Regions from separate parts of the Homo sapiens genome. Here region 2 is linked to region 1. A link is a loop called in an ENCODE intact Hi-C map of the cell type or tissue named here. Cell type or tissue: HepG2. All regions are shown on one strand. Links, peaks and the distances in the headings refer to the core of each region. The heading gives the core; the rest is flanking DNA.

Region 1 (9,187 bases), core at 571-8,570:
AGTGAGCTGAGATCACACCACTGCACTCCAGCGTGGGTGACAGAGAGAGATTATCACAAAAAAAAAAAAAATGCTTACTGTTGCTTTGGAAGAAGAGGCCCCAACACAAAGCCAATTTCACATGCATCAGCAGACTTGGAATCACAGGGCAGTTGGTTTTCATTCCCTGTTAAAAGGCCTGAAATGTGAAGGTACCCACAGCACGCTCACCTGAAAACCCCTTAGCAGGGCAGTGCAGACAGGCAAGTGTTCAGGAAGATGTTCTAATGAAGAGAAGAGGCACACCGTCTATCAGATTGAGAGGGCCTGTGTCAGAGATGAACAGAATACCCTGGTAATATCCCAATCTCACCAAGGCTGATCTGACAGAGCCCGATTACTTGCAACAGGCTGGGCCCGCTACCCAGGCCCTGTGAACCGGAATGGCCGAGAATCGCGGGCTTTCCTTCAGCCAGACAACTCCAACAAGCTTCTCTCTGTGATCACTACGTAAGTTAAATGAGTTAATCTTGTTTTCCAGATGAACTGTTATTTTGTCTCCCGCAGGCAGAGATTACGGGATAAAAGCATTGTGTTAACAGGAGGGCTGGGGGCTTTCCAGAGCCACATTCCACACACACAGAACCCCTCTCTCCAGTTCTTCCTCCCATTTCTATTTTTTCATGGATTTAGAGAACGAGGAGGAGAGTAGGGAACTTCAAAATGACACGCAGGGCGATAAACCTTTCAGATGAATGATGTCACTTCATAAGGGGTCAGGGGGCCAATTTATTTTCACGTTTCGAAACATAGTTTATGAGCCTGATAAAATTTAAAACACTTCTAGGGCAAAATGGATGTGCAAGTGACACTGAGTTTTGAACTCTTTCCCTGCCTTCTTTTTATTTTTCTGACTTACTCTTGAAACACATCAGTCAACAACCAGCTTATACTGAGGGTCCTTTGCATACAAGCCCTTTGCTGGGCGCTGTGAAAAATAATTTTTTTATGGCCAACACCTGGTTTCTTCCCTCAAGGAGCCTTATGCCTCTGTCACTGATTTCAACGTCATGTATCTTTTTAATTTTTTAAAGCCATTTTGGAGTGCGGACAATAATAAACGCACTTGGAGGCAAAGCCACTGAACTCACTGGGTTCTAATCCCAGTGGTCCACCACAGTTCACTGTGAGGTCTTGAGCAAGTTACTTAACCTCTCTGACCCCTAGGTTTTTTAATCTGGAAAGGGGTAACAAGTACACCCAACTTTCAGGGCAGTTGTCATGATAAGCAACAGAGTATGCAAAGCTTTCAGCAGATGGTAAACGCTTGATACAGAGTCATTTCCCAAGGTAGTGTCAGAATCACAGGAGGAAAGATACCAAGACCCTGTGACACAGCAGGGCAGAAACAAAAAGATGTCACAGGTAGGTGCTACGTCTAGCAAATAAAAACACAGGATGCCGAGTAAAATTTGAGTTTCACATAAACAACAAATCATTTCTTAGAAGTATATCCCAAAGAAAATTTTTAGAGTATATGCTCCAAATACTGCATGGGATACATTTTTAAAAAATATGTTATTTACCTGAAATTCACATTTAACCAGGTGTCCTGTTTTTGTTTTTGTTGTTTTAAGACACAGGGTCTTGCTCTACCACTCTGGCTGGAATGCAATGGTGCAGTCATAGCTCACTGCAGCCTCAAATTCCTGGGCTCAGGTGATATTCCTGCCTCTGCCTCCCAAGGTGCTGGGATTATAAGTGTGAGCCACTGTAACAGGCCAGGTGTCCTGTATTCTATCTGACAATCCTAGCCATGGGATTTCAGGTCAGAAGACCAAAGATCAAGTGTTATTTACTATTCCATTAAAAGTAATGGCAAAAACCACGATTGCTTTTGCACCAACCGAATAGCATTGTGACTTGGGGACAGATACTTTATTTATTTATTTATTTATTTATTTATTTATTTATTTATTTATTTATATTTTTGAGACAGAGTCTCGCTCTCTAGCACAGGCTAGAGTGCAGTTCTCCTGCCTCAGCCTCCCAACTAGCTGGGACTACAGGTGTGCACCACCACACCAGGCTAATTTTTGTATTTTTAGTAGAGATGGGGTTTCACCATGTTGGCCAGGCTAGTCCTGAATGCCTGACCTCAAGTGATCCACCCGCCTTAGTCTCCCAAAGCCCTGGGATTACAGGCATGAGACACCATGCTGGGCCTTAAAAAGATTGAATACTGCAGATTTTGAGCATCTGTAGCCTTTATTTCTGACTTCGGTTCCTGATATGGCAAGAGAGAGCTCAGATGCACAGACTTTTCCAAAGCAAACCTTGCAGAATGAGCTGAGAAGGAAGCTATACCAACTAGCCCAAGAAGATGTCCAGAACCTCTGATGCTTGTGCATAAAAAGGAGCAATGCTCCTGGTGAGGTGGCACAGACAAGGACGCATGGCCAATGTCTTATACCTTGCACACTTCTTTCCCTATATTTAGTGGTTACACAATTGTTGAGAAATGTAGAGATTTTTGCATGTACGTTAACTTCTGCTTCTATAGCTTTTTAATATATCTGAGGAATTATTTTATTCCCAAAAGACTGATGGTGCTCTGATGGGAGTAAGGGGTGGTAAAAGAAGGTAGAAAAATAAAAATAAACCCTTTAACACTAAGATTATTTGAGTGATCAGAATCAACACTATAGGAAGGCTCTGTGATAACCTGGATGTCAATTATTCCAGCACTTTGTCCTTGAAGGGGAATACGTTCTTTTCTGCTTAAAATATTCCATGGTTTACATGGATCATGGTCTCCTTAGGCCTACTAGGCAACTGACTGATTCACTTCCAAAGGCAGTTTGTGCCAGGCATGACGGCTGATGCCTGTAATCCTAATACTTTGGGAGGCCGAGGCGGGAACACTGCTTGGGCCCAGAAGGTCAAGGCTGCAGCCAGCCAGGATTGCGTCAATTACACTCCAGACTGGGTGATAAAGTGAGATCTGTCTCCAAAAAAAAAGGTAGTTTGTATCCTGAGTCAGTTGCAAGGGTAGCTGTCAGGAAGAACCATCTGAGGTGCCAATTGCGTCAGTACCATGTGTACCCACAGGTCAAAAGGGAAACTGCAAGGATCGAGAAAGAGCAGCTGAAAGAGCCTTTCCTCTCCTGGATAAGTTTTCAATGTTGCCATAATTGGAAAAAAACTATTTTCTTGGGACCAATTACCAAGCCAGAGAGACTGCACCAAGTGTGCTGAGCTCTCTTGTTCCTGCCTGCAGCTTCTTTGTAGTTGACGAATGAAAGAATATAAAGGGAAATGAAAAGCTTCAAAAAGAGGAGAGGAAGAGCCCCAGGAAAGCAACAGAGATGGAGCTCTTGATTACAGAAAGAAATCTGAAATGGAATCGGGAAGGCTCAGGATGCCCCCAGAGAGATTCCTGGAGAAGGCATCTAATTTAACAGCAGAGAGAGAAGATGGCAAGGGTGCTTTAGCCTGGCTCTGGAAAGAAATAAGAGATGTGTTGAAGGATGTGTGTGAGACTGACAGACACAGACAGACAAAGTTTATATGGGTCAAATAAGGAAAAAGTGAATCTAAAAAGCTACACATATGCACGAAAACTGTTTTCTTTTTTGATATCCTTATTAAATAGGGGGCTTGATAAGATGGAAATGCCTTAATTAAGAATGATTTTTATAAACATGCTGTGATCACACTTGCCATCAAATATGGGTGAATTTAGTCAAAAAAAAAAAAAAAAAAAAACCTGCCATAACTCTGACTGGAGACAAAGTATGTGTCATTAGAATGAAAGCTTCTTGAGAATACACACCTATCTGAGTCACTGCTGTACGCACAGCATCTAAACCACGTTCCACACTCAAACATTCCTTAGTGTGTAAATAAACAGATGCTTATATCTAGCAGGTCATATTCCTTACTCAAGATACACTACCACCACCTTGTGGCAAAGTACCAGAATTGTAGGAATAGGAATAGGGTTTTTGTTTTATTCTTGTTTTTTCATTTTGTTTTCAATGTATGTGTGCACAAAAGCAGTATGTGCTCTGATGGTACATACAGCATTACACAAAGTCACCAAAGGCATAGAAAAGGAAGTAAAAAAGCAAATAAATAAATAAATAACTAAATAAACAGTTTTACATGGGTGATCATACAGCTACAACATCAGCTTTTCCCCAGTCCTTTTCTGTTACTTTAAGTATTTACTGCATGAAACCCTCCCAGAATTTTTAAGCTGCACCACTGCAGGCTAAGAGCAGAGCCAGCACTTCTTACATTAGCAAACGTGTGAGGCGAAGGGAGGTTTGATTGACAACTGACAAACTGATGACAGAACAAAGAAGGAGCCTCCACTTGGGAACACAACGCATTTTTACAGCCACTTTCGCCTTGGCTTGTTTTTATATTCTCCCCAAAGAAGTCCCTTTGACTCTCTTATGTGTTGTTTTGTGTTGTTTTTCATATAGACCATGTTGTCAGCTAGGTCCGGAAGCAACAATGAATATAAAGTACTGGGCAGGACAACATTTGATAAATGTAAACAATATGCATAGAGAAAACCTCTCAGATGAAAAATCCACATACATTTTTAGCGGCCGTCAGACTGAATGCAAATGGCTTTGGAAAATATAAGTGGTTGGCTTTTTAATATCAAAGAAAATCACAGCCTTTTCTCTAACACTGAAAACACTGCGGCACTAAAAAGGAATAACTAACTCAATAAACCAGGCAGCTCATTTTCAGCATGCAAAAGTCATGGTCCTTGCCCTTACCTTAGAAGCAATGTTGCACTTCTAGAAATGTTAAATGGCGGACAGGTTAAGAAAACCAAGACTGTCGCTGGTTTTTAAGGCTTCCTCCTCTTTAAAAAAAAAAAAAACAAGTTGTATTTTAGAGGAAGAAGCAGCAATTAAAAAAAATAAAAGAGTTGGGGTGGCCCACAAAAGAAGCCACGTAATGTCAATGCTCTGAAACTGCTCAGCCTCAGTTGTTTTCCAAGTCAACATGCTGGCTGTCTTGCCTGAAAGAAAGGAGTCAACAGGGAGAAAATAATAGAGCATTTCCAGAATTCACCCAGCAGCTCGGAAAACTGTCTGCTTACTATTACACAGTTTTAACATGTCATAATCATTTTCACAGTAAAGATACCCTTCCTGCAGTTTAGACCAAGAATGCATGACTAATTTTAACCACTTGTGCAAATCTCCTAATGGAAATTTCAAACGGCTTTTATGGATTAGAGTTTCGTAAACTGTATGGAGAGCTGCAACAGATACTAAGTCTCGTTGTTGCTCATGTCAGCCCGTCAGTGCCTAATGAGTTACTGAAGATCCGTGGGCAATCATACACTACTTACAGAAACTATAATTCTTGTTGGCACTACATGTATTGTGCATTATATGTATAAAAGATAAAACCAAGCATTGTGAAAATGCAGATGAATGAGAAGGGAAGGGAGGTAGGTCATGTGCTGACATCTTAAGTTTCACCAGAACGTAGTCAAGATGAGGAAATTTTGGAGATACCCGCTATGGGATCCAAGTTGAGATCATCAAATGCTAAGGTAGGTTGCACTGTTTCCATTTTATAGACAGATGTTGAGGCTCAGAGAGGTTACATAGTTGCCACAGGGAACACAGCTGCTGGAGGTTAAAAAAAAAAAAAATCACAGCCTGCCCCTTTCCACCATGACGTGCTGGGTGGAACAACATCTAGTGAATTGAAACAGATGGCTGGGAGATTTAAGAATCAAGTTCACTTGGAGATGGATAGGGGTGATGGTTGCACAACAGGAATGCCCTTTTATGCCACTGAATTGTGCACTGAGAAATGGTTAAAATGATAAATATTATGGTATAAATCTTTTACCAAGTTTTTAAAAATAATAAGTTCCAAAACTCTTTCCCACTGAGAGATTGAGAAGATCAGAGTCATAGTTCAGAAAAATGTTCTGTCATACCCAGTTCTGTGCCCACAGCAGTACCAGCAACTCAGAGCATAAAAATCAAAATATTCTCCCTGTGAAGTCAAAATCAGTGAGGTAGTTGGAAACACATTTTGGGATATTCTTCCCAACCCAAGAAATTCAAGCATTTGAAATTTCCGAGTTACCCATCTTTTTTATGGTGATTCTTTCTTTTTCCAAAAAAAACCAAACAAACAAACAAAAAAAAACAAAAACAAAACAGCATCTCACTCTGTTGCCCAGGATGAAGTGTAGTGGTGAGACCAGGGCTCACTACAGCCTCAAACTCCTGGACTCAAGGGATCCTCCTGCTTCAGCCTCCCTCTGAGTAGCTGGAGCTACAGGTGCAAGCCACCATCCCCAGCTAATTAAAAAAAAAAATGTGTAGAGACAGAGTCTCTATGTTACCCACACTGGTCTTGAACTCCTGAGCTCATGCAATCCTCCCACCTCAGCCTCCCAAAATGCTGGAATGACAAGTAGGAGCCACCATGCCCGGCCTTAACTCCCATTTTGTTAGAAATTTTCACAGGAAAGATGGGAGAGAAGCTGACTTATGAGAGAAACAAGGTAGATGGGCTGCCGGGGTGAATGTGGGTAGTTATGACACACAGAGAAAAGAGACAGACTCTTGTCAGGAAGGAGCGGAGAAGAGAAGGAACATCATAAAAACTCACGACCACCCCTCCCTCTCTTGGCTCTTGATTTGCCTCCTGACTAAAAGCAAGGTCCCTGCAGCCCTCTACCTAACATCCCATCATCGGAGGAGCCTTCTCTGATCCCAACAAGCACTGCAAGATTCCATAATTACTTTTTAGATCAATTTTCTTAGGAAAGGGAGCGGAGAGTTATCCTATGATGATCTACAAGAGCAAGTGTGGGAGTTCTGGAAAAGGAGGAGAGCTCCCAAGGCATCTGTTTCCAGAAGCTCCTATATAATCCCCCTCTCCTGCAGTGAGCAAAGCAGGATTTAACAATGGTGGAAAAGGACAGTTGTTCCAGTTATGTGTTTCCCTCGACCCGCAGCACACAGAGCTTCTCCAAATACACATGCAAGAGGTGTGCAGACAAATCTGCTTCCTCTGCGATCTTTCCATTCTCAATTCATGTTCTCTTTCTAACCTTTGGCTTTCTCCCTACCAGTTACATCATTTCTTTTTTTTTTTTTGTTCTTTTTTTTGAGACAGAGTCTTGCTCTGTTGCCCAGGCTGAAGTACAGTGGTGCAATCTCAGCTCACTACAACCTCCACCTCCCAGATTCAAGTGATTCTCCTGCCTCAGCCTCCCGAGCAAGCATTTGGGATTACAGACATGAGCCACTGTGCCTGGCTAATTTTTGTATTTTTAGTAGAGATGGGGTTTTATCATGTTGGCCAGGCTGGTCTCAAACTCCTGACCTCATGGGATCTGCCCACCTCAGCCTCACAAAGTACTGGGAATTACAGGCGTGAGCTACCATGCCCAGCCTGGTTACATCATTTCACCAGCTTCTCTGTCTACAAGAAAGCACTACTGGCTATTTCTTCCTTTTTATTTTATTTTATATTTTATTTTTGAGACAAAGTCTCACTCTGTCACCCAGGCTGGAGTATAGTGGAGTCATCACTGCTCACTGCCGCCTCGAGCTCCCAGTCTTAAGTGACTCTCCTGCCTCGGCCTCCGGAGTAGCTGACACTGCAGTTGCATGCCACCATGTCTTGAAAATAAATAAATATATATATATATATATATATAACTTTATAGATATAAATATAAAACTTTATATATATATAAAACTTCTGCATTATTTTATATATATATATATATATATATATATATATATATATAATTTTATGTAGCCCAGGCTAGTCTCCAACTCCTGGGCTCAAATGATCCTCCCATCTCGGCCTCCCAGTGTTCTGGGATTACAGGTATGAGTCACTTCACCAGGCTTCCTTTGCCTTTTATTACTGGGGCCTTTTCCCTTCTCACTCCATAGACTGCTTTACGCTGAGAGCTGCGCCATCATGGAGAGAAACTCAAGATGTGTCCCCAGATGGCAGCTCAGCAGACTGCATCTCAGAGCAAGGGCCCACTGCTTAACTGGGTCCCAAAGAACCCCTACTGCAGCTTCCCAGCTTTGAGGGCCTGCCTGGCACCTTTGCATGCTCCCTTCGAGCTCATAGACTCTTGGTTTCCAAGCTCTCCCTGCAGAGGAGAGGGAAAGAAGGAGTGTGGGGGAGGCAGGTGGGTGGAGGGAGAGGGAGATATATGTTGAGTATATCGGGGGGAGGCTGGGAAAAAGAGAAAAGTAGGGAGAGGGAGTAGAGACAGGTAGATAGAAGAGATAGAGGTAGAGAGAGGTAAGGGAGGAAGGCCTGGGTTCAAATTCCAGCACTGCCACCTATGTGGCCATCGGACCTTCAACCTCCTGTCAGATGGAGGGGGTGACTTCAGAAGATCAAAAAGAAGGTAAGTAGGCCAGGAACAGTGACTCAAGCCTGAAACGCCAGCACTATGGGAGGCCAAGGCAAGAGGATCACTTAAGCTTAGGAGTTTGAGATCAGCCCAGGAAACATAACAAGACCCTGTCTTAATACAGATATCCCTAGTTCTTTACATGTACATGTAAAGTAGATAACTAAATAACCACAGCAAATACCCACTGATACTCACTGCATGCCAGGTCCTGTTATAAGTGCTTTATGTATCATTATTTCATTCTCACAGCTACCTTGTGAGGTAACTATCACTAGCCCACCTTTAAAGAGGAGAAGATTAAGCACAGAGAGGTTGAAAAACGTGCCCAAGATCACACATCTACATCTGGCAGACCCTGGATTCAAACCTAGGCAGCCTAGCTCCAGGACATTGTACTTCCTTCCCCCTACAACACCCACTGAGAGCCCTCAATAAATATCAATTTCTTGCCCTCTGCCTTTTGAGATGATTTTCACCATAGCCCTTTGGGTTGGTTTTCAATAAACCTCAATCCTCTGGGTGTTGTGCTATTCAGCTTTCTTCCATTAGTTGGAAATCATTCAATAAATATTCACTAAGCACCCGCTCAGTGCCAAGCACCATGCTAGCGATGGCTGTTCCTCCAATCCCTGGTTCTAGAGGCTGTGGCCAACAAGACTATGAGGTGGCCACAGGCTCACTGCAGGCCCAGGAATGCCACAAGACACACGATATGGAAGTATAATATGATGGCACAGTGAGGAATGGTCCTATGAC
Region 2 (9,187 bases), core at 345-8,344, 50 kb before region 1:
AATGCCAGCAGCCTCTAGAGACTGGAAGATGAAAGGAATGGACTCTCCCCTAAGGCCTGCCAACATTTTGATTTTCACTCCATAAAACTCACTCTGGAGCGAAACCTTCAGAACTGTAAGATAAGACATTTGTGCTGTCTTAAGCCTCTGCATTTGTGCTAACTTTTTACAGCAGCCATAGGAAACTACAACAGGGAGCATACAGTCTCATGTTCAAATTCCAGCCCTGCTTCTTCCAAATGGATGATTGTAGGCATGCAGTTTAACATCCCTGTGTTGCCATTTCTCATCCACAGATTGAGAATTCTTTAGAGGGTTAGTTTAAAGGATTCAATGAGTACCTAGGTTTGTGCCCGAGATATGGGCAGGCTCACCCACTGCTCCTTGATGACACTGTATGTCAAGAGGCTTCAAGGGCAAACACCACCAAAATCCTCACTGGCTTATTTTAACTCAACAGGCTCTCACTGCTTCAGCAGCAGTGAGAGAAGAAAAAGCAGAGAGAGGGTAGAATAGAAAAAGAAACAGAAGAATATTTTCTGTGCCTTGCCTGGCTCTTTATGGCAGACAGTGCACACTTACGAATTCATTTCTCACCAAGCATGGCATCCTGTTATTTCCCTGCCATGCCCACCTTCAAAACATCTTGGCATTCACCTGAAATGGGTTCCCAGTTGATTACCCTGTTCTAACACTTCTCCGTGTAATCTTCCCATAGTCACCACTAAGCACCACATATAACTTCACTGAAAAAATTGCACAGATCAGCCAGGAATCCCTAACTGGCACCCATATACAACTTGTACTACCTTAAATCAAAAGTGGGAATATATTGACCCACAAAAATAGAAAGGGAAGTTCCAGGTTCCTGCTAGACATCAGGAGCTTCGAATTAAACACACCTAAAATATGCCCTGGGTTTTGTCTGTGAAGGTTTTTTGTTTTTTTTTTTTTTGTCTTTTGTGGTTTTTTTTAATGCAAAATATAAAATGCTGGCTTGGGAAGAAGATTCTCTTCCAAATCTTGAACACAAAATCTTCAAATGGTTAGTGATACAAATATGGCAACTGAGATACATCCTCCTTATAGCAAATGCTAATGTCTTGTATACATCATTGCCCTTAACCTTCTCACCACCCCAGTGAGTATAAATTTTTAACTCCATTTATCAATGGGCTCAGAGAGGTCAATCAATAACACACAGGGAGGAAAGGGGACACGATTGGAACCAAAGCCAGAGCTCTTAACCTCCATGCTGTAGAACGGGAAGGACAAGCTAAAAAGAAACCATCCACGGTTGATAGTTTCTGCCATGCAGAGGTAGCACTTGGAATTGTGTTGAAAAGTATAGATAGTGGCGTTACGACACTGGCATTACAAAGGGAAACACACTTGGGGGAAGCCTGCTTCCAATCTGTGGTAATAAACATGCCTAACCAATTTATGGATGATTAAGGTGGCTCCTGGACCCTGCATTAAATAATTTTGGTGACATAGTTATTATTCCCTTTGTCTTGCCCAATTAATCTACTTGCAAAAGATCTTGCTTTGGTTTTTAATACCTCTCTACAAGTGGCTCATCTTCCATTTGCCCAAAGAGAACACAAGCATTGGGCTTAGAGTATTCTCTGGTAATAATAGCTACATGGAATTACTATAGTTCTATTTTCTTTGTATATAGGTTTATCTTCATCTATATGTGGCAAATCATATTGATCTTCCCTTTACGATGGAAATAGAACATTTCCTTTTAAAACAAAGTTAATGAATCTATGAATTGATTTAAAGAAAAATTTCAACATTAATTAGATCTTCAATATTTTAAATATTAATAATAATAGGGGCACATTGTGAAGGTGGGGAAAGATTGACAGAAGTTTGAAAAAGAGCATCCTGGCTGATCTGATAGAAGGTCAGTGTTGTGGAATCAATGTGTCCCCCCAAACTCATATTTGGAAACCCTAATCTCCAAGGTGATATTATTAGGAGGGGGAGCCTTTAGGAGGTACTTCAGTCATGAGAGTGGAACCCTCATGAATGAGACTGGTGGACTTGTCAGAAGAGGCTGAAGAAAGATGATCTCTTCCTCTGTCATGTAAGGACATAGCAGGAAGGTCGCTATCTGTCAATCAGAAAGATTATTTATAGGAAAATTTATTTACTTATATAAATAAATAAAAATGGATTTATTTATATAAATAAAATGTGTTTATGTGAATAAATATAATGTATTTATATAAATAAATAAAATGTATTCATTCATATAAATAAATACAAATGTTTTTACATACGTCTTTCAAAATACACCACCTGCTTTAATACGGCACTTATAGAAGAGTTAACTGGGTTAAATGGTGAAACCCCAACTACCTGTAAAATTTAGCTGTCTCAACAAGCTCATGCAGCCAGGGTCCTAGATGGTATTTGTCAGGCAAACACATCACACCACTAACTGATGAGGCAAGAGGTACAGAAGCAACAGACAGTGTCCTATGTACCTTTGCAAAAGCGCAGCTCCCTCTAAATGGTGGTCATGCTGGGGTGCTGGGGTGCTGGGGTGCTGGGGTAGGTGGTAAGAAAGTAACAATTAACTGGTTTTCTTACCTAATGCTGAACAGTTAATGGTTTAGACTCTTTGAATGGGCAGTTATCCACTGTTGTATAACAAATTATCCCAAAACTAAGTGGGCTGAAACAATAATTAACTTTTATTATCTCGCACAAGAATTTCTGTGGTGCAGAAACTTGTGAGCAGCTTAGCTCGGTGGTTCTAGATAGGGGCTCAAATAAAGTTCCAGTCAAGATTGCAGCAAAGGCTGCAATCACCTCAAGGCTTAACTAGGGCTGCAGAATCAACTTCGAACGTGGTTCACTCACATGGCTGTTGGCAGGAGGCTCAGTTCTTCTACACGGGTATGCTTGAGTATCCTCCCAACATGGCAGCTGGCTTTTCCTAGAGTGAATGATCCACATCAGTAAGGCAGAAGCCTCAATATTTTTATGGTCTAGCCTCGTAAGTCACATGCTCTGATGTCTGCAATACCCTATCGATTATACAGGTCAGTAGTATTAGGTGTCCGAGAAGACTATGCTGAGACATGGCTACCAAGAACTGAGAATCACCAGAGGCCACATTCCCCAACTTAGGTTTGATTCTTTGTCCACCACCTTAAAATTAGATATGGTAGTTGCTTAATGGTAGTTTAACGGAAGAATGAATGAACAAACAGGGTGAAACAAAGGAGTGTAAAAATGCTAGAATTTACCCAATCAGTACACAGCGTCAGTAACCAATGAAACTCTCATAGGAATATCAATAAAGCATTCTCAGAACACTAAAAATAATTCCTTCTTCCAACTTTTCTCGTGTTTTTCAGTGTGTTCTGGCTAAAGTCCATCTCCTCATGGTCTAAGGTAAACTATTGCCTAATCAATCTTTTTCTGGAATCCCAGACTGAGGGAGCTTCAGAGCTTCCTGAATAATGTTTAAGAGTCCTCTGGAGTTCTGTCCTATCTCAACCGCCTTCACCCTGGCTCCCAAAGCTGCTCATTTTATTGATTTTTTTTTGTTTGTTTCAAATACACATTAGATAAACCCAGTTTTGACAGTGAACAAAACTGTCTGCCAACATGACATCTACTTCTGCCACTTTAAGCAACAGGGCCAGCTGGAAAGGGAGAAAAAGCGTATGTGTCAAAGATCCCTATTAGCCAGAGGCAGTACATACTAGAAATTCAAGTCTCTAGGATCCCCGTTCGTGTTTTATATACTCTCTCCTCCCCTTTCCATCATTCTTCCCTTTTTCAAATAAAAGACTGAAGATGGGGTGAATTCTGAGCCTTCTCATGCCTCAGAGTTCATACATGAGGCCTTGTCTCCAAGAGACTTGGTCATACAAGCAAAAAGCCATCATTTCTTACAGGCCTCTGATTTGCCAGAAAACTGTCTCCTTGGCATATGTTCTTCTCATCATAGCGTCCTGACAAAAATCCTATGAAGTTACAGTAATTCTTGATATGACTGGTGCATAGAGGAGGAGAAAAATCTGGGGTGGTTACTTGTAGACCCAAAGCTATTAAATGGCGAAAGTGAGAGTGGAACCAGGTATGTTTTTGTAATTATCCCCATGCCCCTTTTCAGGAATAATATTCGGCATATTTAATAGCGGGTACTGAACTATCAAAATGGGTATTTGTCACATGGCCCTGGTGCAGGGTCCTGAGGCTTCCTCTCCCCAACCAAGGCAGGTGATGTTCCTCCAGGTGACAAATCACACAGGAATCCCAGTGGGTGTGTGGCACTGAGAGGCTTCGGGCAGGGCTATTTACTAAATAATGTAGAATTATTTGATATTACAACACCAGGATACAGCCACTCTGGCAGGTACTGACTCAAGAACATCTTTGTTCCTCCCTCATCATCATGCAGCCTTAAATTAATCAGTATCACAAGACCCCATCATCCCAACATGTAATATCATGGTCCAGGGGAATAGCAACAAGGCCTGCTTTACCTGGACCAGGAGTCCTGGGCTACCCACTGCATTTTCTATATTGCCTTCTCGAAATGTACAAGACATTCTCCAATTCCTGGAATTAAATCCTTCAAGGAAGAGAGTCTCTTTTTTCCGGTGTTTTCTTTTTCTTTTTTTTTTTTTGATGAAACTTTTTTTTTTCCTTTCACTTTAAGTTCTGGGATACATGTGCAGAACATGCAGCCTTGTTACATAGGTGTACATGTGCCATGGTGGTTTGCTGCACCTATCAACCCGTCATCTAGGTTTTAAGCCCCGCATGCATTAGATATGTGTCCTAATGCTCTCCCTCCCCTTTCCCCCTACCCCCAGACAGGCCCCGGTGTGTGATGTTCCCCCCTCCCGTTGTCCACGTGTTCTCATTGTTCAACTCCTGTGTATTCTTTTAATAGTATAAATGGCTGGCTCTTTGTGGACAGCATTCTCTTCCCTGGGGACAGCAGTACCACCCCTGCAGATAATGGACAGTGCAGGACACAGCACAGACTGTGAGTAAGTTATCACCCACCAGCTGAGGTAGTACAGCTCCCAGGCCCAACCGTGCAGATCTATAAGTAGAGGCCTTAGAGGTCATCTCATTCACACTGTCAAACTCAGCAACTCTGGTGATGGAGAAGAAATCTTTTTTTCTTATTTCAAGAAAACCAAATAAATGCACTGCATAACCAAAGCCATGCCTTTATTTGTGTCAAGGCTGTACTTGCTAATTAAAATGCCCAGTTTCCATGCTTTTTTTATATAATTAAAACATCCAAAGACTGCAACTGGTTGATAAATGAGAAAATGAATTTTTATTTAATAAATACCATTTATTTGGAGAGAAAAACAAAAACAAAAAACCTTAAGAGCAGGAAATCCAGGAAGGTGAGGAAAAGAAAGCGGTAGGTACTAAGAGAACATTGGCTTTCAAATCCGGTGCCAAACTCTTCAAAACCCTGATCTACAAATTCATAATGACCTAGTCATTCATTCATTCACCAGTTCAATAATAAGACACAGGTACATACTAACTTGCACACTGACCTTAGGCTGTCTGAAATCAGCCTGAATGCCTTCTTCCTGAAACTCACTGATTGCTCATCAGTGGCCCTTAAGGAAGAAGGAAGCAAGAATCTCAGGAAGAGAAGTGAGGCATCCTAAAGTCCATCCTCACCGAGTGAAGACAGAGAAGATGGCATCCCCAGGGACCAAGTTCTCTAGAGAAAGAGCTGCCACAGAGCAAAAGAGAAATGCCTGGCGGAATCCATTTATAATCACAATCTAATAATACTTAGCAATGCCCAATGGGATAAGCCTAAAGAAAATTATGAGAGTAATTACAAGAGTTCACATTAATGATAATTTAATAATCATTCTCTTTGGCATATCTCTTTTCTTGAGATGGATAAATTGGATTGTGTTAGACAGAATTCCCCTGTTTCTGCCACTTAAAAGTCATGTGACCTTGGAATAGCCTCTTCAATTCTATGCTTCCTTAAATTTATATATACATATACATATACATATATATATATATATATATATATATATATTTTTTTTTTTTTTTTTTTTTTTTTGATATAGGGTCTTGCCCTGTCACCCAGGCTTGACTGCAGTGGTGTGATCTTTGCTCACTACAGCCTTGACTTCCCAGGCTCAAGCAATCCTCCCACCTCAGCCTCCTGAGTACCTGGGACTACAGGTACATACCACAATGCCCAGCTAATTTCTGTTTATGTTTTGTAGAGATGGGATTTCATGATGTTAGCCAGGCTGGTCGCAAACTCCTGGGCTCAAGCAAACTACCTGCCTTGGCCTCCCAATGTGATGGGATTACAGGCATGAGCCACTGCACCTGGGCAAGTTTTATTTAAGAAGGCTATAATGCACTAAAACTCTGCAGTAATATTTGCTGCAACAAAGAAAACTGAGAAGTATCTTAAGACACAGGGGTGACTGGTCCTCCCAACCCCAATACTCTTCTTACTCATTGTCTTTGTACCTGGATAATGAAATGAGAGTTGCCTAAGAGGTTCTTTCTTTCTTTTTTCTTTTTTTTTGAGACGGAGTCTCACTCTGTCGCTCAGGCTGGAGTCTGTCGCCCAGGCTGGAGGGTAGTGGTGTAATCTCGGCTCACTGCAAGCTCCGCCTCCCGGATTCACACCATTATCCTGTCTCAGCCTCCAGAGTAGCTGGGATTACAGGCGCCTGCCCCCACGCCCGGCTAATTTTGTTTTTGTATTATTAGTAGAGACGGGGTTTCACCATGTTAGCCAGGATGGTCTCCATCTCCTGACCTCAGGTGATCCACCCGCCTCGGCCTCCCAAAGTGCTGGGATTATAGGCGTGAGCTACCGTGCCCAGCCCTAAGAGATTACTGAAATCACTGCCTCTATCCTGGAAGAACCAGGCAGACAAACGGCCTAGAATTATCCCCACTGATATTTAAGCTGGAGTGTGCCGTTGCTGCTGGTGGCACCCAGCCAAGATGGGACCAGGACAGATTTAGATCAGGAAGCCTGACTCCTGGAATTCCTGGCCAGCTAGGTAAGGCGGCTCGCCAGGCCATTTAAGTAATTATGTGATTAAATTTATTGGAGACTACTTATTACATAAAGTTGTGGTGAAGATTAAAGAAGACAGGGCATATAAACTCATTAGCACAAAGCAGGGCTCCATAAATGCTAAACCACTCTCAGGGGAAAACAGAAGACAAATGTTTATCTTAAAGAATTTTATCATGATTTGAAAGTGAGTTTAAAAATCTGCTGAACCTGTTAGCTAAATCATATTAGAAAGAATATTCTTGGCCAGGCATGGTGGCTCACACCTGTAATCTCAGCACTTTGGGAAGCCTGAGGTCAGGAGTTAGAAACTAGCCTGGCCAACAGGGCGAAATCCCGTGTCTACTAAAAATACAAAAATTAGCCAGGTGTGGTGGTGTGTGCCTGTAATCCCAGCTACTCAGAAGGCTGAGGCAGAAGAATCGCTTGAACCCAGGAGGCAGAGGTTGCAGTAAGCTGAGATCGCATCACTGTACTCTAGCCTGGGCAACAGAGTGTGAGACTCCGTCAAAAACAAAAAGGAAAGAAAGAATATCTTTGTTTTAACCTGATAGTCTCTAACACTGACAGACAAAATATTAAAGAACATTTACCAATATTTCAAGTCACTCAACTACTTAAAGGTATATTTTCAGTACGCATCGAAGTGAATCACTCAAAAGCAGACATTGTACAAGAGATACTCTTTTATGGATTGAGACAACTGACTGATTATTTAAAACAAAGACAAAGTTTTACCAATGTTAGAATTTATGTTCACTTCTGTGAGTGAATTTTGTGTCGTCTCTCTCCTCATCCTCCTCCTTATTTAAAGAAAAATGCCAATTCTCTTTAGAAGTATTGTGGCAGCCCACTTCCACGTGGAGGCACCAGAAGAAAGACACAGTTGGGTTATTCATTTTCATCTGGGTGACCACTCTGCCTCCAGTCTTACTCTAAAATGGGAATTAATTTCTTTCTTACCTTCCCTCCCTCCTTCCTTTCTTTTTCTAGAAAATCCTTTCTCTTCCTTTTCTCTCTCTCTCTTTCCCTCCCTCCCTCCTTCTTCCCTTCCTCCTTCCTTCCTTCCTTTCCTTCTTTCATCACAACATGTCTACGTGTTGGTAAGGAACTGAACCTACGTATTTTTTAACTCTGCAGAAATGGCTTTCTTGGAGTATTGTTTAATATCAAACTCTATTTTTGTATCTACATAAATATAAGGCATGCATGACTGATGGAAGAATGTTTTGTTATTTTTAGTAAACTGTTTTAAAATGCTGTATCACCTTGTCTTTTTATATGAGTTTTGGGTCTTTACATGTATATTTATATACAAACATATGCATATATATATATATATATATATATATAAAATCTGATAAATATATATATAATCTGATAAATATATATATATATAATCTGATAAATTCTTACAGTTATGTTGCAGGACAGAGGTGTGTTACTATACACCTCTGTTTCTTTTTTTTGGTTGAAAACTCTTTGCTTTTGACTCCCAGGAAACCCAGCTAAATTTAATGCTAGATGTCAGAAATAATTCATAAAGTTTCCAGGTATATTTATCTCATATCTTCTTCTAACTAATTTCTGATATGTAGTTCGAAACACAAATTAAATACATCTGTCTTTTATATGTAGTGTACTATTCCCTTTTGAGTCAAATTCTTTTTGGAAGTAGGAATGGTTTCAACTGTTTGAAACAGCACTCTTCTCTTTTCTCTGCAACCTTGTCCCTATGAAAAATAAATTGGAGATTTCTCAAAGGTCTAAAAATAGAATTACCATTTGACCTAGCAATCTTATTAGTGGGTATACATTCAAAGGAAAATAAATCACTCTACTAAAAAGACACCTGCACTCACGTTCTTGGCAGCACTACCCACAACAGCAAAGACATGGAATCATCCTAAGTGCCCATCAATGGTGGATTAGTTAAAGAAAATGTGGTACGTATACACCACGAAATACTACACAGCCATAAAAAAGAAGAAAATCATGTTCTTTGCAGCAACGTGGATACAGCTTGAAGCCATTATCCTGAGCGAATAAATGCAGAAACAGAAAACCAAATACCGCATGTTCTTACTTACAAGTCGAAGCTCAACACTG

The links. A loop is a pair of places that touch in the nucleus more often than their neighbours do. Peaks named below come from ENCODE experiments on the same cell type or tissue, not always from the same donor. Only the 100,000 strongest peaks of a DNase experiment are listed, where the experiment ranks them.
Region 2: it touches region 1 in a loop (6-fold over the local background); 5 of 110 quality-filtered maps call a loop at or near these places.

What each region holds. Positions count from the first base shown.
Region 1 is chr16:78,700,619-78,709,805 of GRCh38, reverse strand. All of the region lies in intron 8 of WWOX (WW domain containing oxidoreductase), which reads right to left. Among named protein-coding and RNA genes, the nearest start is that of WWOX-AS2, 210 kb to the right of the region's middle. In HepG2, for the core only: a CTCF peak has its summit at 3,935 (motif pointing left); a DNase peak (open chromatin) is centred at 3,875.
Region 2 is chr16:78,750,706-78,759,892 of GRCh38, reverse strand. All of the region lies in intron 8 of WWOX (WW domain containing oxidoreductase), which reads right to left. Among named protein-coding and RNA genes, the nearest start is that of WWOX-AS2, 260 kb to the right of the region's middle. In HepG2, for the core only: no CTCF peak of the experiment used is centred there; a DNase peak (open chromatin) is centred at 3,492; H3K4me3 peaks cover 495 bases.